2 separate regions of the Homo sapiens genome follow, and region 1 is linked to region 2. Evidence: chromatin loops called from intact Hi-C (ENCODE). Cell type or tissue: endothelial cell of umbilical vein. All regions are shown on one strand. Each heading gives the region's core, and the rest is flanking DNA. Links, peaks and the distances in the headings are about the cores only.

Region 1 (11,278 bases), core at 3,357-8,356, 120 kb before region 2:
ACAATAAGATCACCATTATTGCAGGAAAATAAGGGAAACAAGAAGGAATAAACTTCACACCTTTTGTATTACTTTTTCTCATCAGGTTTGGATACCCAGTAACTTTTGGAACAATTCTGAATGCATGCACTGCATCCCACCCTAATCATTACTGAATGAGTTGAATATGCAAGTTATATCTAAATATATGGATATTTGTTTGCTCTAAAGCACACAATTATTTTAAGTTTTAGAACATGGCTCAAGGATAAATTCATCAGAAGGGCTCAAAAAGGCTGATGACTGTCTCATAATGCCATTGCTCTAAGTTAGCAGTAGTTAGATTTATGCACTTATGCTAATTTCTCAAATCCCACTGAGCCCTTTAAATGTGATCATATTTGTTTGCCTCATTGCTTTTCCCCAACCGTGAGCCCATACAGTCTTAATTTGCCAGTCCTTGCATTCTCATTTGTTTTCTTTTCCCTCCTTCACTACTTTACTGCAGGCAGCTGTCACTGTGTAAAAGTCTAAGGTAGGAGCAGAAGGCTTTTCTTCATTCTGCTGAGAATGCTTGCTTTATTGGAAAAAAGGACACTCAACTGACAGCTGCCCATAAAGCTTATTTCAGTTATTTGTCAGCAACCAAGGGAGCTGAGAGAAAGTTCAGGGATAAAACAAGAGACGCAGTAGTGGAGAAGGGTATTGTGATCTGAAGGGATACAGAGCCGTGGGCTGAGGGCCACAGCATGGCTAGAACAGCTGAGCTTTATGTGAGCTCAGGTGGAATTTGTGGTGTGGCCTGGGTGACGGTGATGGAAGCAGCTTCCTTTCCATCAGGCACTGTGCTGAGGACTTGGCTAGACTATCCATTTCATCCCATGACAGTGCTAGCAGCAGAGGTCCCCCAGTGTTCCCAATTCACAGACCAGGAAACCCAAGCTTGGGCTATTTGAGTAACATAGGTCATAACCAGATACAAATCCTGATCTGGTTGACCCGGAGCCCATGCTCTCAGCCTCAGCATAATTTTGTTACTGGACTCTTCCAGATAATCACACAATTCTATTAAGGATCTTAATGAATGATACCTGGGGCTACTAACATTCAGTTCTAGAAAATTTGCTAGGAGGCAGATTAAATGAAGCCCAATGATATCTGGAGGTATAAACCCTGGCCTGACCTTCTATTTATCTTGTGTCTATGGACTATTACTAAGATTATACACACTCGTACCACACTGAAGGCTCTAATCTGGTGCAAGTCTCCTTGAGATTCTGTATAAGAACAATGTGTATGACACATGCAATATAAGGTCTTCTACAGGCTCCCAGACATCAGTCATTCGGCTCCCAAGTCTTTACCGAGCACCTTTAAATTTGTCTCCTACTATTGTAAGTACTGGGGATACAGCAGAGGAGATCCAATAGTCCTCTGCTCATGAACCTACATTCAAGTAGCAGACACAAATTGAAACAGAAAAGTAACTATGTAGCATATTAAATACAAGTAAGTGCCAAAGAGGAAAGTTAAAGCAGGGAAGGGGGATAGAAAGTATTGGAGGCAGGGTCTGCAATTTTAGATTGAGTGGCTACAGAAAGTGACATTTGAATAAAGACCTTAATAAATAAGTAGGAATTGATATCCCTGAATACGGTTTCAAAAGTCCTTAAAGGGCAAAAAACACTATGTGTTATGGCACGTAGAGGTTAGAGGAATGCTATAAACACTTGGTAGATTTAGCAATATATTTCATGAAATACAGTCAGGCTATATGCGTACATATTCATGATATATTAGTTCTAAAACACTTGAACTAGAGTTGTTAGATAAAATACAGGACACTGAGGCTGGGTGTGGGTGGCTCATGCCTGTACTCCTAGCACTTTGGGAGGCCAAGATGAGAGGACTGCTTAAGCTCAAAAGTTCAAGACCAGCCTGGGCAACACAGTGAGACCTTGTTTCTACAAAAAAATTTAGTCAGGCGTGGTGGCGCACATCTGTAGTCCCAGCTACTTCGGTGGCTAAAATGGGAGGATCACTTAAGCCCAGAAGGCTGAGGTTACAGTAAGCCAAGATCATTCCACTGCACTCCAGCCTGGGTGACAGAGTGAGGCCCTGTCTCAACAAACAAACAAACAAAAAAACAGGACACCCAGTTGAATTTGAACTCCAGACTAACAACAAACATATCTCAGAGATACTGTGGGTTTTGTTCTAGACTTCCTCAATAAAGCAAATATCACAATAAAGTGAGTCACACACATTTTTTGGCTTCCCAGTGCATATAATTTTTACACTATTATCTATTAAGTGTGCAACAGCCTTATGTCTAAAAAATGTACATACCTTAATTTCAAAATATGGCTAAAAAATTCTGACATAGAGACATGAAGTAAGCACATGCTGTTAGAGAAATGGCAAAAACAGACTTGCTCAACACAGGGTGGCACAAACCTTCAGTTCGTAAAAAACACAACATCTGTGAAGTGTAATGAAGCAAAAGGGAATAAAACAAGGTATGTTTGTAATTATTTAGTAAAAGTATTTTCAAATACTTAACGGGACATACTTAAGCAAAAAAGACTATTTGTTGTTTATAGAAAATTCAAATCTAAGTGGGTATCTTGCATTTTTATTTGCCAAATATGGCAACTCTAACTTGGGCAAATCACCTCTCCCCTTCTTCATCAGCAAAATATAAATAAAAACTCTTGCCTGAGCTAAGGAAAAAATGATTGCATTTGTTCTCCTGGGCAGAACAAAATAAACACACAAGACAAGGTTTTAAAATAATTAAATTAAAGATGCATATATAGTCAGAAGTTAGAAATAAAACACATACTTAACAATGTGGTTACTTATTGTTTATGATTTTGCACATCTGAAAGACAAATCCGTAAACATGGAAACTTCAAGGGAGAATAGTAATGATGAGGTATCTGTGTGGCTGCCTTTCTAGAATCTGTGCTTTTCCTTCGGCTGGAGTCTTAAAGTAACTTGTGGGTTGAGCTACTTTTGAGTTACAGTTCTAGCAGTTTAAGACTGAATTAGGCCAAGGCATAGACTTGTAGAGAAAAAGGAAACTTCAGAGACCATTTATTACACCCTTTTCATGCTGTAACTGGAGGATGTTCTTTTCACCACTGCACACCCCCCCCCCACCCCCACAAAAGATAATATTTAACCCAGTTTTCCTCTTTTAATTCTGAAAGTAGTACTTAGTCCAGGGAAGGAGAAGTAAGAAGTGCTAAAATGAAGTGCATGACACACATGGCACTAAATGATGGGGCCCAAGGACAGGTGAGGGAGGGGGCGTGAGAGGAGGGACGGACATTTTCAGAAACTTTTACAAACGAAAAGCCTAAACAAGATTGTGTGCAGTGAGTGCTGACTAGTCAGCAATGTCACAGCCGAGAAGCTTGAGGACCATCACTGAGCACGGCAATGATGACGTGGAATAGACTTTTAGGTGTGAATGGAGAAAGATCAGGAGTCTAAAGAGAAAGTGGCTGATGAACTGCCCTGTCTAAAGGGCAAGAAGTGGCACTGACTTGTTTATTGCAACTTTTTATTTTGATTTAATTATATTAATAGAAAAGATGCAAGAATAGTATAAGGAATCCTATATATTCCTCAGCAGACTTACATATTTGCTTTGTCCTCTCTCTGTCTCTGTATTGATATATACACATACAAACATGCATAATTTTTTTCTGAACCATTTGAGAGTCAGTTACAAACCTGATACTCTTTTTTTTTTTTTTTTTTTGAGACAGAGTTTCACTCTTGTTGCCCAGACTGGAGTGCAATGGCTCAATCTTGGCTCACCGCAACCCCCACCTCCCAGGTTCAAGTGATTCTCCTGCCTCAGCCTCCCGAGTAGCTGGGATTACAGGCATCTGCCACCATGCCTGACTAATTTTTTTTGTAGTTTTAGTAGAGATGGGGTTTCACGATGTTGGTCAGGCTGGTCTCGAACTCCTGACCCCAGGTGATCCGCCCACCTTGGCCTCCCAAAGTGCTAGGATTACAGGCATGAGCCACTGCGCCCAGCCTACCTGATACTCTTTTATCCCTAAATACTTCAGTGTGTGTATTTTCAAAAAGGAAGGGCATTTTCTTATATGACCAGAATACAATGATCAAAATCAGAATTTAATATGACACTATTTTCCAATCTACAGATTGTATTCAGATTTTTCCAAATGTCTCAATGGCATCTTCTATAGCAAAATAAATTCCTAGATCATCTATTGCATTCAGAGGTAACGTTCTTTTAGTTCCCTTTCATCTGGAATAGTTTCTCAGTCTTCTGTCATGTTTCATTTTGGAGCCTACAGGCCGGTCATTTTGTAAAGGCTCCCTCTATTTGGACTTGTCTGCTGTTTCCTCGTGATTAAATTCAGGTTATGCACATTTGGCAAGAAATCCACAAAAGTGATGTTGTCTTCTTCTCAATACATCATAACAGGAGGCACATGCTGTCAGTTTGTTCAATTACTGGTGATGCTAACTTTCATCACTTGGGTTAAGGTGGTTTCTGCCAGGTTTCTTCACTGTCCTTTTGTAATTAATAAGTTTCTTATGGGGACTTACTCTGAGACTATGCAAATAGTTTATTACTCCTCAAACTTTCACATAGTAGTGTTAGCATCCATTCATAATTATTGCCTGAAACAATTATTTTTGCAGTTGCCAAATGATGATTTTCTGTTTTCTTAATTTCATCTACCTTTATTATTTCATATTTTATTGTAAGTCAGAGCTCAGCCTCTTCTCTTCCTTCCTTCCTTCCTTCCATCCATCCACATGGACTCATGATATCTTATTTTATTCAATGGATTATACTCTTTTGTCATCATTTACTTTGATACTCATAGTTTGGCACTGGATGATTTTAAAGGGTTGGGAGTAACAGACTTCAAAATGAGTACAAAATGCATAATACTAAGGATGACTTAAAGTGGATGCCTCAGAGATAACAACAACTCCTCTAATCACTACAATTTGTGAGTGCTTTTTATGCATCAAATGAGATGCTACATACTTTGTATATGTTACCTCATTTAACTTTCATGTCTTGGTGAGGTAGATATTGTGCTATTTGATCTTCCACTTAAAGATGAGGAAACTGAAGCCTTGAGAAAATAAGTGCGTTTATGAAGTTCTTACCCTGTAGTAGCAGGTCTAGTGGACTCTAGGGCCCTTGTTGTCAACCACAAGACAATCCCACAAGTAGGTGTAGAAAACCCCCAGGAAAGAATAAGGCTTTAAAAGCTGGGTTACACTATTCCTGAGGGTAGCTAGACACTTTTTCCAGGACCTACAGAGAAATCTGAACTTTTTGCATTTTTACAAATGGGGCATTTGGAAACTGTCTACATGTCTGTCATCACTCCAGGTACTTCCCTAACCTGCTTTGTGGAAACCATCCTACCTGCCTGAAATCCTGTAAGGAAAGCATAAAGAAAGAGATCATCTGTGTCAATGTCAGCAGACACAGATCCAGAAAGGCATGACTTGGTTGTGTCGCCCAGGGAAACATTCCTATGGGTCAAGATAAGACAAGTGAAAGCCATGTTGGGGTGGAGGAGAGGGAGGGGGAGAGGACTAAGGGAACAGTAGAGCAGAGAAATTCACTATCTATCCAATTCTTTAGATCCCAGGTGAAGACAAGGCTGTGGCTTCCACTGTTTGCCCTCCCTGCAGGCTAATATACTAAATCTTTCTTCTGGCAACAATGCCCCTTCCACCTTCACCACACCACCACTTTTAATATGAAGTTTCAGATTCTGAGAATGAGCTTAGGTGAAAGGATGCTTCATGCTAGTAAAAATAATTTAAACAACTGCCCTCCCTTGGAGAAAAAAGCACAGTTGGATCTGAGAATAACATCCTTGCTCTCCCAGGAGGAACAAACTAAAAATAAAAGTCAACAAGGTGCTTCCTGCCAGTCAGTAAATCCAATAAGCAAAGACGATGCCTCAACCTGGCGCTGGGTAGTTAACAGCTAGCCTGACTCCCTGCACCCGAGAGCGGCCATGTGGTTCTCAGAGCTAACAGCTGCCAAGCAGAACCCCTCAGATTAACCCATAGGTGGTGTTGAACCACTTCCCATTAAGATATTTGCAAAGCAAACAAAAATGATAGCCCCACTCTGAGTCCTGGGAGCTGGCCAGGAGCACTGGCTGTTCTTGTTGACACAAAGAGCTCTCCCGGGAGGGTCTGGATCAGAGCGAGGAAGGCCACTCCCACCTGCGTCTCCAGACTGTGTTGATCTTAGGCCATTAGAATTTTGGTATCAGGGACTGTTTATTATCTAATTTCCCAAGCACAGCAGTCGCTAGAGCTCTGTTTCACGAGAGCTCTCTATTGCTCTCTGTCTTCCCCACCTACACCATTCAGATAAAAAGAACAAATTCACCCCTCCTCCTGTTTTGTCTATTCATCAAGGAGACAAGTCTGAGAAGTTACTAAGATGCACACGGAGATGTTGTGGCATTACTACTGTTAACAGCTTTTAATGGCAAATACTCCAGTTTCTTCTTAATTTAAGGTGACCAGGGCGATGCTAGTGGAAAATATATTGGCATATTTGTTTTTTATAGTGAGGAACAAGCTGCTATTTAATTCACAAAATATACTTGGAACTGAAACACCATTATGTTTTCCTTATAACCCAGTGAAGAAAGTGAAGTTAATAAAATTGTGAAAATGTACAAAGTTAATCTTCTTTCAACATGTAGGATTATAATCTAGGTTTCATTATGTGTTGATAATGAAGCACTCTTATATAAAGTTCATTTTTACAAAATTTTGTTTCCTGCAATATTTTCCACTTGAGTCCATTTTCCTTTCTCAAACTTTTCAAAATAGGCTCAATATGTAAAGGTCTTTTGGGCAGAAACTCATTCTGAGCGGGAATATAATAAAGAGCTTGATGAGGATACAACGTAGGTACCAGCAATGTGCTGAATTTCTATGGGTAATGCAGGAAGGGGATGAGGGATGGAGAAATGGTTAGAGATCAGATTTTCTTATTATTTGAAATTGTCTTTTGGATCAGAAACCAGAACTTTAGAGACGTAGATATAAATAGTATAAGGAGAGAGACAAGAAGAAAGAAAAAAAAGGAAGAAGGAAGGGAGGGAGGGAGAGAAGGAGGACAGAAGGGAAGGAAGGAAAGGAGAGGTCTAAGGGAGACTGAAATTTTTTTTTTTTTTAACTTTTATTTTAGGTCCAGGAGTACATGCTCCGGTTTGTTATATAGGTAAACTTGTGTCATGGGGGTTTGTTGTACAGATGATTCCATCACCCAGGTACTAAGCTTAATACCCAATAATCATTTTCTCTGCTCCTCCTCCTCCTCCCGACCTCTAACCTCAAGTAGGTTCCAGTGTCTGTTGTTCTCCTCTTCGTGTCCATGTGTGAGAGACTGAGAGTTCTTTAGAAAAAGTAGAGGCATTATCATGCTAAAAATATCATACTAAAAAATTGACTTTTTATAAGAAAGAAGAGAGCTATCAGGTGAAATTAAACAGCAATTTTTTGGAATCTTGAGTACATGATTCAGTTTTAGATGAAGTTTATTCAAACGAAATTAAAATGGGTTTGAAAATGTTCAAGTTTTCCAGAGAGCACGTGAGCCTAACCTTGCTAGTCAACTTTGTAGAGCAACATTGTTGACAGCAAGTCTGTTTAGGGATAGATTAATGTAAACATAAACGTTCATGTCCACAGGTGATCACATTGAAGGCCTTGATGGGGATGATGATGTGACTTCAGCTATATAGAAGAAATGTTAAAAAACTGAAAATTGGTTCCCATGCCAAACCGTCCATCGTCGTCTGATGCATTGGGCACAAAAATATTTGCCTTGAGGCTGGGCACAGTTTCTCATGCATGCAATCTCAGCACTTTGGGAAGCTGAGGCAGGTGGATCACTTGAGGTCAAGAGATTGAGACCATCCTGGCCAACATGGTGAAACTCCGTCTCTATCAAAAATACAAAAATTAGCTGGTCATGGTGGTGCACAGCTATAGTCCCAGCTAGTCAGGAGGCTGAGGCAGGAGAATCGGTTAAACCCGGGAGGCAGAGGTTGCAGTGAGCTGAGATTGCGCCACTGCACTCCGGTCTGGCGATAGAGCGAAACTCCATCTCAAAAAAAATAAAATAAAATTTTGCCTTGAAGTGTGGATCACATGGCAGGCATGGGATATAAGAAAACCCAAGTCAAACATGCATTCTAACATCATATCTGCTGAAGTCCACCACATCCTAGTTCCTAGCAACTGACCCTCAATTTGAGATATTAACCATAGGCAGCTACCAGCCAATAAGTGAGCTTCCTAAAGAAAACACAGAAACATCTTCCCAAACTTGGAGCTTATTTTTGAGTTAGGAAGGTAGATGCATCACAGAAAAATGACATGGTGTTAATAGAATCTCCCTTCACTTGTTTAATTAGGATTTTCGACTTTTTGAGAAAGCTAGCTCCTTTATCAACTAACTAGGATGCTCAAATCAAACTCAAGGTAAATAGGAAGCATTTCTAGAGAACAAAGTAATTAAATTTAGCTTTGGACCTCACAGAAATAAAAACTCAAGGAGCACATATTCATTTGTCCATTCATCAATTATTTCATTTTATGCCAGTTATGGCCAAAGATTCTAAATTCTGGATTCTGTGAGTGCTACAGAAATGAGTGACAGTTTCAGCCCTAAAGTTTATTATCTCATGTGGGATACAGTAATAAGAGCTAACATTTTTGTCCACTTAACTACGTACTAGGTAGTCATCTAAACGTTTCCTATGGTTTATTCTCACAATGGCGGCATGAGGTAAGTACCATTATTAGAAACACACTTGCCCAAGGTCATTGAGGTAGTTGGACACAAACCTGGGCCAGAACAGAGGCAGTTTGGCTCCAGGGTCTGTAGCTGAATCGTTTCCTCTACCTAGATGGTGCTCTGCAGACAGCGGGAGAGAATCAAACTCGGATGCTGGCAGGCCAAGCCATGAATTAGGCAGGCGGTTAAGTAGGGATCTGTGAAAGATAGCTCCTGCTCACTTCCAGCAGTTTGCTGCCAGATACTCAGGTTTTTTAAGAGCTATCAGAAGTCCGAATGACATGAAATCTATTTTTATGTGTTAGAATCTAATTTTAAAAATTTAACAACATTCAGGCCAAACAAAACATGTCTGTAGACTATATTCTACCCAAACACTATGGGTTTACATCTTTTGACCTATAGAACAACAAAACATTTTGTGTACTTTTGAAGACCTCCCATATCTTGGTGCCTTATTCCCTGTAATAGTTCTTCCTGCCTCATACCACCCCCATCCTACCCTCTGCCTTCTTCTCACTGGACCTCTCACCTTCCAAGAATGGCTCTGCATATCCTGCCTCTGGCTATGGCCCACTCTTGTTTCTCCTGCCTGGGATGCTCTTCTCTTGCCCTTGTCTGTATGTCACACGAATGAGACCTTGAAGGATGAGTAAAACATCAGCAGGTAAAGACAGGACTGGCAAGGGAATTCTATTCAGATGGAATAGCGTGAACAGATATACAGAATATGAAAACAAAAGACATGTTGAAAACCACCAAAGAGTTCCAACTATTTTAAAAGAGGCCTCTGGTCCTTGGAATCTGTTCTTAGAAAGAGACTGTTGGCATTCTTGACATACAGAAATCTTCTAAAAGGACTCTTTGCATAAGGATCACTGATGATTTAGGGTTTGTTGAAATAGTTCAGATAAATATTTATGTACGGCCATAAGCAAGTCCCCAAGGAAAAATATAACTCAAAACAGATTTCTCCTTGAAGCTTCTTTCAGCTGGTGATAAGGTTTCTGCCTTCAAAAAGGTTTTGAAAATACACGTGACCAATTAATATTTTAAAAATCTAGAAAGTCTAAGAAAGCTCTAGCAATCAACTAAGCTCTGAATGTTATTATTTGAGGGTATGATAATGTCATGCTGGCAATGTTGGTAAGGGTGACTCCTGAACCCAAAGTCAATCTCAGATTCATTCCTGAGATAGGAGCCAGGAATACAAGAAAATAAAATTTGTCTCTAAAGTTAAAGCAGAGAGTGAGCATTGTTCAAAGTTTCTAAGGTGATGGAAACCTCAATGCTTATTTTAGTCTACAATTCTAGAGCTAAGTCAAAGTCTTGATCCTTCATATGAGTTTAACTTTACAGAAAACTTTTCCATACTAATATTACTACTATTATTGCTGCTACTTCTATCACCATGACCCACAACAGCTTGCCATAATCTCTTATTGAGTATTCATTACATGTCTAGAACTGTGCTAGTTCCTTTGCTTTGATTATCTCCAGTCCTCCCAATTATTCCCTTTTTGCAGTCTAGGATACTGAGGTTCAGAGAGAGGAAGGAACTTGTCCAATGTCTCATAGCTCGTAAGTAATTCAACTAGGATTCAAACCCAGGTCTGTCACCAAAGCTCATCATTTTTCTACCCAAATGAGACAATACATACAGTGTTTACCACATCTTAAGCACTTGATCAGAGAAGGCTACTATTCCTACCACCACTCCCACATCATGCTGCCATTTTCCCTCTGGTTTCATGTGGGGTCCTCTAACGTGTTAGTGCACTAACTTGACCACACTGGTAGGAAATTTGCTGGAGGATTTGTTCTGTTCAACAGTCTTAGAACTGCCATGTATTTCTGCCGTGACCCCTCACACACAATGTTCGTCAAGATATGTGACAATCTGTACTTCACAGCCCACATGAAAATCTGGCCCACAGTCGGCCCTGCTGACTGGGAGGCTGTTTCTCTGGCTCATCAATTCTGAGGTCAGCCCAATTGGCTCCAAGCCCCAGAGCTGCAAGGATGACACACAGGAGAAATATGCACTTGTTTTCCCCTTGTGAGGTGCCAGTTCTCCTTGAGCTGCCTGAGTCACGGAGGTTCCCATCACTCTGAATCTGAATCCTCATTGAAGGGCCCATAACGAAGCAGCTTCACTGGGGGTGTGTTACAAGCCGTCTTGTGAAAACATTTGCACCAGCATTATCAATCTCCTGCCTCTTCATATGAGTTCCTTTTACACAAAAACAGGCTAGCTGTGCTAAAGAATGTCACATAAAAGCCTTGTGAGAGCTTTGCCATATGCAGGCCAAATTAAATTAAGGGGCATAATCCTCACCATTGTATTTATCAGCATTAAAATGGGGGATTACCATCATGGGAACAAAGCCCCACAACATAAAAGACTATTTCCATTTTGGCATTCACTGTACACAGTTACAGGCT
Region 2 (11,278 bases), core at 3,368-8,367:
ATAGAGCAAACAGGAACAATGCGGGTGGATGCGTCGATTTGGCTCATCTATCTATTCATTTATTGAGCAACAATATATTGAATGCTTACTATATGCCAGATATATTTTAAGGCTTTGAGGACACAGTAATGGACAAATGAGATAAAAATTCCCTACCTTCTTGGAGCTTACATTATAGTGAAGAAAGACAGACAATAAACATGATACATAAGTAAAATGTATGTAGTATGTAAGGTGATAGTAAGTGCTAAGAAGAAAAATAAAACAGGAATGTGGATATAAAATGTTGAATAGGTTGAAATTTTAGATAGGATAGCCAGAAAAGGTAGGTTTAGAGAAAAGATCTGAATGAAGAGAAGTTAGCCATGGGTATGTCTTAGGAAAGAAAAAAAAGTTCCAGATATAGGGAACAGTAAGTGCAAAGGCACCTACATAAAACCCACAGCTAACATCATACTTAATGTTTAAAGACAGAAGGTTTTCACCTCAGGATCGGGAACAAAGCAATATGTCTCCTCTCACCACTTTTATCCAATATCATACTGGAAGTCCTAGCCAGTATAATAAGGCAAGAAAAAGAAATAAAAAGCATTAAGATTGGAAAGGAAGAAACAAAAGAGTTCTCATTCACAGACAACATGATTATCTATACAGAAAATCCCAAGGAATCTACAAAAACAAAAACAAGAAGACTTCTAGGACTAGTAAGTTTAGCAAGGTTGTGAGTGACAAAGTCAGTACACAAAAGTCATCTGTATTTCTACATATTAGCAATGAATAACTAAAATCAAAATAAAAAACCCATTTATACTAGTTCTATAAACTGAAATACTTCATTATACATCTAATAAAACATGTACAGGATCTGCATGCTGAAAACAACAAAATATTGATTAAATAAATCAAAGAAGATCCAAATAAATAGACATATCATGTTCATGGAATGGAATATTCAACATAGCAAGGTTGCTAATTCTTCCTAAATTCATCTGTAGATTTAATGCCATTCTAGTCAAAATCCCAGCAGGACTTTTTATAGATATAGACAAGCTGCATTTAAAATTTATATGGAAAGACAAAGGAGCTAGAACAGCCAAAACCATTTTGAAAAAGAAGAATAAAGTTGAAGGAATCATACTACCTGATTTTAAGATTTCCTACAGCCAGGCGTTGTGGCTCATGCCTATAATCCCCACACTTTGGGAGGCTGAGGTGGGTGGATCATGAGGTCAGGAGTTCGAGACCAGCCTGGCCAACACAGTGAAATCCCATCTCTACTAAAAATGCAAAAAATTAGCCAGGCGTGGTAGTGGGGGCCTGTAATTCCAGCTACTCAAGAGGCTGAGGCAGGAGAATTGCTTGAACCTGGGAGATGGATGTTTCAGTGAGCTGAGATCGCGCCATTGCACTCCAGCCTGGGTGACAAGAGTGAAACTCCATCTCAAGAAAAAGACTTACTATGAATCTGCAATAGTGTGGTATTGGTGAAGAGGGAGATAGTTTGATCAATGAAACAGAACCACATAAATAATAACCAATTGATTTTTGACAATGGTGCAAAAGCAATTCAATGGAGAAAGGATAGTTATTTTATTTATTTATTTTTTTGAGATGGAGTCTCGCTCTGTCACCCAGGCTTGAGTGTAGTGGCGTGATCTCGGCTCACTGCAACCTCCGCCTCCCAGGTTCATGCGATTCTCCTGCCTCAGCCTCCCAAGTAGCTGGGACTACAGGCGCCCACCACCACACCTGGCTAATTTTTTTGTATTTTTAGTAGAGTCAGGGTTTCACTATGTTAGCTAGGATGGTCTTGATCTCCTGACCTCGTGATCCACCCGCCTCGGCCTCCCAAAGTGCTGGGATTACAGGCATGAGCCACCGCACCCGGCCTAAGGATAGTTATTTCAACAAATGGTTTTGGAACAACTAGGCATAGTTATGAAGAAAAAAACCAAAACATCTTAACCTTACATTTTATACAGAAATTTACTCAAACTGGATCCTAAATCTAAATCTAGAATGTGAAAGTATTAACTGAGCACCTATTCATACACAGATATACACACAACACCGTGGGTGCACCCTGGCTCTCACTAGTCAGTCTCTAACACCCTTGTTCAAGTTTTCCTTTCTCACCCTAAAGCTGTGCTCTTCAAGAGCACAGCCCCACCACTCACGGCAGTTCAGATCAGCATCACGAGCCATCCTCTGCTCAGCAGCCTGCCATCATTTCTTCCTCCTCACAACCTCCCTCTGCCCAAAGAGGTCTTTCCTCCTTGTCCTATTCATTTAATCATCTAACTTCCACTCCCTTCTCCTTTCCAGTGCTGTAGGCCCTGGCTTAGAATGCCTCATTACTCCCAGACTGTCCAATTTTCTCTAGTCTCTACTAAAAACAAACAAACAGACACCACTCCAATAAGCCTTTCTTAGTTAAAAGAAGTCTTTCCTCATGTTTACCCATGACATTTCCCTGACATTTCCTTCTATTTTTATTTGTATGGATATAGTTGTTATATTGCTTCACTTATGGATTTGCATGCCTGTTCAGAATGTAGATTTTTTGTTCATCTTTTATACATTTTGGGATTTGGCACTATTGATCTCTGGCCATTCTAGCTGGGACTTTGTTGTGTTACTTCTAGAAATAACCTATACATAGCACCATATCTAGACAGATTCTCAATACATAATTATCTATTGACTGAGATACACTTCCCAAATTAAATAGAAAGAAGTGGGTCTCTTTGTAAGGAGGAACTCACTCCCCAGGCCTCCCTGATGGGGCTGGCTCATCAGAGCCTCCATTTCAGGAAGAGCCAGCACTATCCATGTCTGTGGCCCTGAAATTTTGTCAATTAGATTCAGCTCATCTGCTAGACCCTTTTGCTAAACTATCAGGATAGACCAACAGCCATAAGTGGAAAATGGAAACTGAGAGATGGATACCAAAAGGCGCTCTCTTAAGAGCTTAATTCATTTTGGGCATTACAGAATCAGGACTCGGAAAACTGACTGCAAGGATTTCAGCAGTGAAGGTGTTATAGTGCTTTACAGATATGACAATGTAGGGGCTCATCTTGTCTCCCCCATCCAAAAAAAGAGGAGCAAATAGAAGTCAATAAACAGATACTTTATTGTTGATTTTCACTGCAAATCAAATCCCATGGAAGAGACCTGAGTCTTCAGACAGAAGAAGGCAATGAGGGTAAAACTCAGTTCTAGGTTCTGAAGCAAAAATCAAACTTTGAGGTTCAGAGAATGTTCCCTCTGGTGCTATTCTTATTTTTCCTAGTTTCTCCCAAGTTCATAACTTCTTTAACACCCCAAACTACTATTTGGAAGTCAGAATTCATGATTCAAAGACAAAAATGAATTTTCAAGTTCTTTTTGAAACTCTGTTTCTTTCTTCCCCTGAGCCTTTTAAGCTTTTCTCTCAGTTTACTAGTTGCAAGTGGAACATTACCCAAACAGGAAAATATGCCTTGAAACCATGTTATAACATCCTTCCTTTTAATGTTTTTCTATCTAGATCATTCAGTTTGAAAAGTCTCAGCCGAAGGGTTAGAAAGCAGTGTTGCTGCTACTTCAAATTTTCACACCTAAAATCTTCAGAGGATTTCCTATCAATAGGAAGTATTACAAAGAACATTTCATCATGTCTGAAGTGGCCCATCTGCAGGCAAAAGGCTGGCTGCATAAGCATGAGAAGAGAACAGAGAGAATTCATATTGACTGTGGCTGCCTCCTTTTACCACAAGGTCACTGAGAACCTTGCAGTGAGAGTGTGCCTCTCAGGCACAGGCAGCTCCACAGCCAGATGCAGCCAGGTGTAAGCAGAAGGGGGCTGCAGAAACCTGGGAGGAGCCCTGTCTCCTGGTGACCTTGGGCCTCCTTATTCTACTCCTCATGCTTTTTAATCTCTTCAATAGTCTGGAAAGTGGGAGCTGGAAACAAGAAAATACCAACTGGATTACTCTCTATGATTTTATATTATGATTGCACATATACACACCGAGGTTGATCCTCTCAACCTTGATAAGAAATTAAATCAAGCCCCAGTAGTGTCATGCGCCATGTACATTTTGGTCAACAATGGACTGCATATAAACTGGTGGTCCTGTAACATTATCATACCATAGTTGTACTGTACCTTTTCTATGTTTAGATATGTTTAGATACACAAATACTTGGCATTGTCTTACAATTAACTACAACATTCAGTATAGTAACATACTGTACAGGTTTACAGCCCGAGAACAGTAGACTACAACATATAGCCTAGATGTATAGTAGATTATATCATTTAGGTTTGTGTAAGAACTCTATGATGTTTGTACAACGATGAAATCAACTAACGATGCATTTCTCAGAATGCATCCCCATCATTAAGCTATGCATGACTATACTTTTTTTGATATATACTAATGAAGGGAATGTTACCTGCCCAGCAACCCAGAGAGGAGGTAACTTGAAAGAACAGGAAAGTGATCCTGGGGCTGTTTTGAAAGCAAAGGACAGTGGCAATCTAGCTACCAGAAAACCTCAAGTTAACTGTCAGGAATCCTTCGATAAAGAAATTAAAGTTTTTCTTTGCATTTAAACAATTTTAATTCTAATTTTTTTTCAGAGATGGGGGGTGTCACTGTGTTGCCCAGACCGGCCTTGAACTCCTGGGCTCAAGTGATTCTCCTGCCTCAGCCTCCTGAGTAGCTGGGACTCTAGCCATGCGCTACCACATCAAGCTTTTTTTTTCTCTTTGTATTTTAAGGGGTCTTCTCTATCTTTTGGAGAAAAAAACCCAACATTACTATGACACAGAATGCACACACAAAAAAGTATGCAAAACATAAATGTACAGCATAATAAATATAATGCAAGCATACATGTAACCACCACCAAGATCAGGAGCCAGACCACTGCCAACATCTCTTAGGGGTCTTCCTAACAAACGTCTTCTCCTCTTTCAAAATTGAGGAGTCCAGCACTGGACCTCCTTTTATGCTTTGAGCTAATTGCCTCTAAGGTTTCCCAAGTTTTTTTTTTTTTTTTTTTCTTTTTTTTTGTTGAGACGGAGTCTTGCACTGTTCCCAGGCTGGAGTGCAATGGCATGGTCTTGGCTCACCGCAACCTCCACCTCCTGGGTTCAAGCAATTCTCCTGCTCCAGACTCCCTAGTAGCTGGGATTACAGGTGCCCGCCACCACACCCGGCTAATTTTTTGTATTTTTAGTAGAGACGGGGTTTCACTATGTTGGCCAGGCTGGTCTCGAACTCCTGACCTCGTGATCCACCCACCTTGTGATCCGCCTGCCTCGGCCTCCCAAAGTGCTGGGATTACAGGCGTGAGCCACCGCGCCTGGCCTCAACTTTGATCTTTTTCCTTCCTCCCTGTAGTTCATTCCTCAAAAGAGGTTTGTAAAGTAATTGACCATAATATATATGCTTACTGAACTAGTGCTCCATTTAATTTCGATAAAACAATTAAAGCAAGGAAAAATAAAAGTGACAAGAAAATGGTTTCTTATGCATTGAAAATATTAGCATATTCTTTTCCAAAGTGCCAGGATAGTGTGGGATCTTGCTTCTAGTGGGAACATCAAGATGTATAGGCACCTTCCCCTTCACGAGAGGGACATGCCTGAAACAAGCATTGGCAAAGAACAGCATAACTTATTTCTGTCCAGTGAGGTTTCCCATCTTCAAAGGCTGTAACATAATAACCCCCAAAAATATAGACTATGAACGTTTTAAAATTTAGAAAAGTAATATTCTGACATTCAACACAGGATGCACAATCATGTTAGAATCGAGGTTTGAGGGCAACTATTGTCATAAGGAGATAAATTAGTGCCCAATTCTGTATAGAAAATTCCATATAGAAAATGAAGTTAAAAGAAAGTTCTAGTTGGTGTACGGCAAAGCCGTATTACCTTTACTCCTATATTTCCCTCGTTGCCTAAAAAGTACCTTATTACTAGAAGCTGTTCTTTAAATGTTTGTTGATTGAATTCATTCCTACATAAATAATTCCAGAAAAAGAAAACACAATCATGCTTATAAGTTTTGATGTTTGTGGCTTCTTAACTATACTCAAAATGTGGAGAATCCTAAGCTATACTCAAGCTTAGGATCTCAAAGGAAATTACTATGCATAATATATAGCTCAGGAATACTGGGAAGCCTATTGGTACATCACGTTTGTGTCTAGTCTTATTTTTCACTTTTGTTTCTATCAAGTGGTGTGGAGTGTAGTTTCAAAACAAGATTCAGAAACAAGAGGAAAGCTCTTTGGGAGGGGTAAAAAAGACGCAGCGGCGGAGGTTATCTCTTTGTTCCTGTTCCTCCCGCAGTTGGGTGAATCAAGGGAGAACAGAGACCGGCTGCAGGGCCTTACTTTCTGCATAGCGCCCCCTAGTGGTCCAGGCTGTTAAATGGTTTTTATTTTGCCAAAGGTTGAAAAATCGGAAATTCCGAAGTTGTGAACAGATTTGACAAGTCGTTATTAATATTTGTGGGAGGATGTAAATGCCAGCTGAAGAGTTATTTGGATAGATTTTTTTCCCAGAGAGCATGTCCCCTATCAATAATGGCTGTCTCTTCACCTCTGTGCTGAAGTCGCCTGATGAGGAGTCTACATCCCTGGGTCTCTGGTAAGGAAACACCAGATAGCCCTTTCCACACCTGCCCCGAGCTCCTGGGATTCCATATTGAATTAAACCCCGGCTGCTCCAAGGAAGGTCTGGAATGGAAGCTGGAGGGCAGCCTTCTGATGGGCACTGCTACTAGTTCTGTTTACAGGAGCATGTCTGAAAAAAGAGCCGGATTTCAACTTTCCTTCCAAGTTAAGATGAAGCAAAGGCTGTAGACTGTGGCTTTTTTTTTTTTCTTAGCCAGGCTTTTCATTCCTCTGCAAGCTGCTAAAAATCAGACCTGGCAGCCAGTTAAGAGGGATGTGGGAAGAAAAGAAGAGGAAATAGTGAACAATGAACAGTGATAAAAAGGTTTCTCTTCCTCTTTTTCTTAAAAGCATGCCCACTGCTATTTCCAGACCTAGCCTAAAAAACACAAAGCCCTTGAGAGTAGAGCTGTGAGAAGGCTGAGTTGGCCGCCCAGCTAAAAGCAGCAGAATCCCAGGTACATTCTAAAAGGTTGACTCAATTAGAATCCATTTGGAAAAACAGTTAAGACCTGGAAGTTCTGTTCTTTGGCCCTAGTTTCCTGCTTTTTTGGCATGAGGACTGACAGCAATTAAACAGAAGGTAACTGTAAGTAGGCAAAGGCCACATACATAGGTGATGGACCTGTTCCAAATTGGTTAGGAGAGAGGTAGGGTGGGGTCATAACTGGGTAGAAATTGGACCAAGGTGATCTTTGAGGATCCCCTGAACTCTGATTCAACACACTCCTTTAACTTGGAATGACACACAAGTAGAAATAATCTTCCTGATAAGTTTTGGTAAACTGAGACTATCCTAGATTGCTTAGCATGAATTAATGATATCGTATGGCTTTATAAAGGGAAGAATGAAAAGAAGGACAAGAAAGTCTAAGAGTTGATGTTATGGATAGTGTATGTATGTTTATGTGTGCAGCTACACGTGTCTGTGTACACACGGATGCTGCACAATTCAATTACAAAAGAAACAAACATTTTCCTTTTCTTGAATTTAGACCCTTACTCCTGCTTAAAGAAGTTCAATGTTAGCGGTGCAGCCCTGGCAGTATTCAGACACTAACTGGAAAATTTCACCTGGTCTTGCAAAAGCTTTAAGAGCAGGGCTATCAGAGGGTTCCCAAGTACCTGTTTTGGTCAGAGGGATTGAGAAGAGCTGCTGAAGAAGCTTGTTTTCTGACGTTCTCAGGACCACAACCACATCGGCAGGGAGAGTGTCTCTATTTTTCTCAAGAACCCCAGAAGCATCATATAATACCTGTAACATGAATAGCAAACGGCAAATTAGCCAAGTCAACTGTCCGTCATTGGTGACACTGGCAACTTGCCTAACCAGTTGTTAATCAACCTCTATATAGAACTCATCTTTACATAGCTTTCATATCCAGAGCACCAGATAAAGGGAATAATTATGATGTTGACAGACCAGTTTATCTTAACTTATTGTCTAGTTGCTTTGGTTTTTGTTTTTTATGGGTTTTCTTTTGTTGTTGTTTTGTTTTTTTCTTTCTTGAGATGGAGTCTTACTCTGTCACCCAGGCCGGAGTGCAGTGGCATGATCTTGGCTCACTGCAACCTCCGCCTCCCGGGTTCAAGTGATTCTCCTGCCTCAGCCTCCCGAGTAGCTGGGACCACAGGTACATGTCACCACGCCCAGATAATTTTTTGTATTTTTAGCAGAGATGGGGTTTCACTGTGTTAGCCAGGATGGTCTTGATCTCCTGACCTCGTGATCCACCCGCCTCGGCCTCCCAAAGTGCTGGGATTACAGGTGTTAGCCACCGCACCTGGCCTGTCTAGTTGCTTTTTGAAGACTACTATCAAAGATAAATCACATCAGAATAATTATTAAAATATATTAGATACCATGTGCAAAGCATCCATCCTATGAGGTAAACACTATTATTATCTCCATTTTACTGGTAGGCAGGCAGAGACTTAGGAAGAGGCTGAGTAATGTGCCCACGGTCACACATTTCACAAGTGGTAGGTAGGTATCAAAACTCAGGCAGTTTGACTCTATGCTCACAACCACTTTAAGTACTCTCACTGCCTCCCTAGGTCCTCATGAGATCTGAGTGATCACTCAAGGATGCTGAGTAGTTCTTGGTTCTCAGAACAGAGGGGATCCAGTTCAGATAAATTTTAAGGAACACCCTCAGAGAATTCCTTCTCTACAAATAAGCTTTGAATGGCAAATGGATGCAGCAAAGGACACAGAGGCCAGAAAAAATAAAAATAAAAAAAGTTTTTCCCCTAAAATCAAGAAAGGAAAATAGTAAGAGTCAAGAAGACGGGTGGGTAGGACATAGTTATAAAAGGACAGAGAGGTGAGAAGAGGAGGACAGGAATGGGAGGCAGAAAAGAGGAATGGGGAGGGGAATCAGGGTAGATGCTGGTATTTCAGACTCTGAGGAGGACCTTAATATGCTAAGGTAAATAAAATATTTAAGGGCAAAAACTGAATTGCAATGTCTAACAAAGATCCAAAATAGATACCATAAAGTACTATGTGGAGAGAAAAATAATCCCCTTCCCTTGTACTAGAATTTCCCAACATCCAGTTAGGAAAATCAGTTCCAATGCCATGATGTGAATATGAATGACAATTTCAATACATCTGAAATTAATAAAATAATCAAAAATGTCTTTTATTGAACTCCTACCAATTTTCTGGACCTACAGCCTCAGCAGAGCCCAGAGGAACCAATCAGCCATAATTCAAATGGCTCCTTTGGGAGTAACATAAGCAAGGAACTTGTGGTTATGGGATAGGGAATTTCCTGAATCAGTCACTAATCTGCTTCAGGAACTTGAAATTGAGACTGAGGCATAATGTATGAAAAGTGGACATTTCAGTTAAGTTGTAAAAGCTTAACATCTGGATAATAATGTGAATTTTTTTTTCTTTTCATCTGGACATTTTGGGGCCCTTAGACATATGATTAAAGTACTAAAAATTGAGTCCCACTGTGATATTAACCTTCCTGCATTACCTACATGTCTCCAAATGACTTTAGAATGTGAACATTTACTGCTAAACACCGCAAAAAGCTGTAATGTGTTTTCTCTCTGGAGAGCTGTCAGTTCTAGGCCAAACCTCAGGTGAGAAGCAGATGGCAACACTGTGGGCCACCCCAGTGAGAAATTGCTTCTATGCCAGGGGCAACTTTCTGTGAGTGGCACCACTGAGAAACTTTAAGAATTATGATTAGGTATTCAGGAAGAATTAAAATGGGAAAGAAATCTGTAAGCAATTTCATGAGCAGCACAGACAGGGTAATACAGACACTTACCCTTTGCCAAATTCAGGTCTAATAACTGTCACACTGGCCTCACCTTTCCAGCATAATGCTGAATGCCAAAGCACAGTTCCACTCCTTTGGGCCTCCAGAAGTATTTGCATCGTAGATTATCTTCAAATTTATCTGTGTGGATTTTTATGTTGGAGAGTTACAATGTGAATTATTTCCTCTTTCAAACAAAAACTTGTTCCTCAAGCCATGAATGACTCAGAATAAGGGCTTTCAGAATAAGGCCTTGATATTAACAAGGGTGGAGAAAGATCACCGATATGATGGGCATTTATCATTATATCCTTGCTTAGTTGTGTAGCATTGTCTTAATGTCAGGCTGTGCTCTAAGATCGTATATTCTCCTGCTGTTTCTAAGAACTCCTAGCATGGACACTGATGACACCAGAGGCCCTGCCAGTTAGTTTTAGAACCTGGTTTAAACTCATCTGGACAACTTGTGACAATGTTATATATAAAAGAAAACCACTGAGGGTTATAATTTCAACTCATAAAAGTGAATCTCTGCCACAAATCAATTTTCCAGCTGGGGAAAAGGCTTGAAACTTTTTGTTCCTCCTTTAACACACGATCTTTGCTATTGTGGTTGAAAGCTTACTAAGTATGAGAAACTGCTAAGCACTAAAGGCACATAAAGACTGAGGCTTCATTGCCCCAAGCACCTCGCAATCTAAGTGAGGAACAAAGGTTGTGAAAAACACTGAAGATTCAAGAATAGGGTACAGAATAGAGGGCCTTTGATGTCAGGACGAGGTGCCCTATATTCATCCTGTAGATAATAGTAACCTAATGAGAAGGTGGCTTTAGAAAGACTAAACTAGCTGGGATGTCCAGGGTAGATGGGGCAGGTAGGAGCCTGGAAGTCAGGAGACTGGAAAGGGCTTCTGCATGAAATCAGATTAGAGGTGGATGGGGGTACAGGGGAAGACATGAGATGGGGGCACACAAAGGAGGAGAAGCAAACATTGCCTATAGGAAAGAAGAGAGAGGAAGGTGTAAAAATGAAATCAACATGGGGGTAATGCTAATCATGTTGGCAAGAATAGGAAAGTGGGAAGGTGTTAGGAATAGCGATGGGTTTGCTTTAACATTCAAATTCTACCACAACACTTCAATTCAATGAAAAAGAAGGCCTATATTCTTACAAACCACCATATAAACAAAATATGTAAGGTAAATTCATTAAAGTACACTCAATTGATGACACAAGCCAAGTTTTGTTCTAAATGTATATGCCTGTTTCTCAGAAGTTACCTACCAACCAGGGTCTGGTCAGTTGCTTGGGGAAA

What was found. Hi-C counts contacts between places; a loop is a spot of excess contacts. Peaks named below come from ENCODE experiments on the same cell type or tissue, not always from the same donor. Only the 100,000 strongest peaks of a DNase experiment are listed, where the experiment ranks them.
Region 1: a loop joins it to region 2, with 2.5 times the contacts of the local background. A loop is called at or near these places in 5 of 110 quality-filtered maps.

What each region holds. Positions count from the first base shown.
Region 1 is chr2:170,525,290-170,536,567 of GRCh38, reverse strand. All of the region lies in intron 30 of MYO3B (myosin IIIB), which reads right to left. Among named protein-coding and RNA genes, the nearest start is that of MYO3B-AS1, 180 kb to the right of the region's middle. In endothelial cell of umbilical vein, for the core only: no CTCF peak of the experiment used is centred there; a DNase peak (open chromatin) is centred at 6,137.
Region 2 is chr2:170,404,370-170,415,647 of GRCh38, reverse strand. MYO3B (myosin IIIB) reads right to left here. Exons shown (of 35, transcript NM_138995.5): 20 at 11,248-11,278; 21 at 10,015-10,103; 22 at 7,804-7,933. Among named protein-coding and RNA genes, the nearest start is that of MYO3B-AS1, 59 kb to the right of the region's middle. In endothelial cell of umbilical vein, for the core only: a CTCF peak has its summit at 6,433 (motif pointing left); a DNase peak (open chromatin) is centred at 6,427; H3K27me3 peaks cover 551 bases.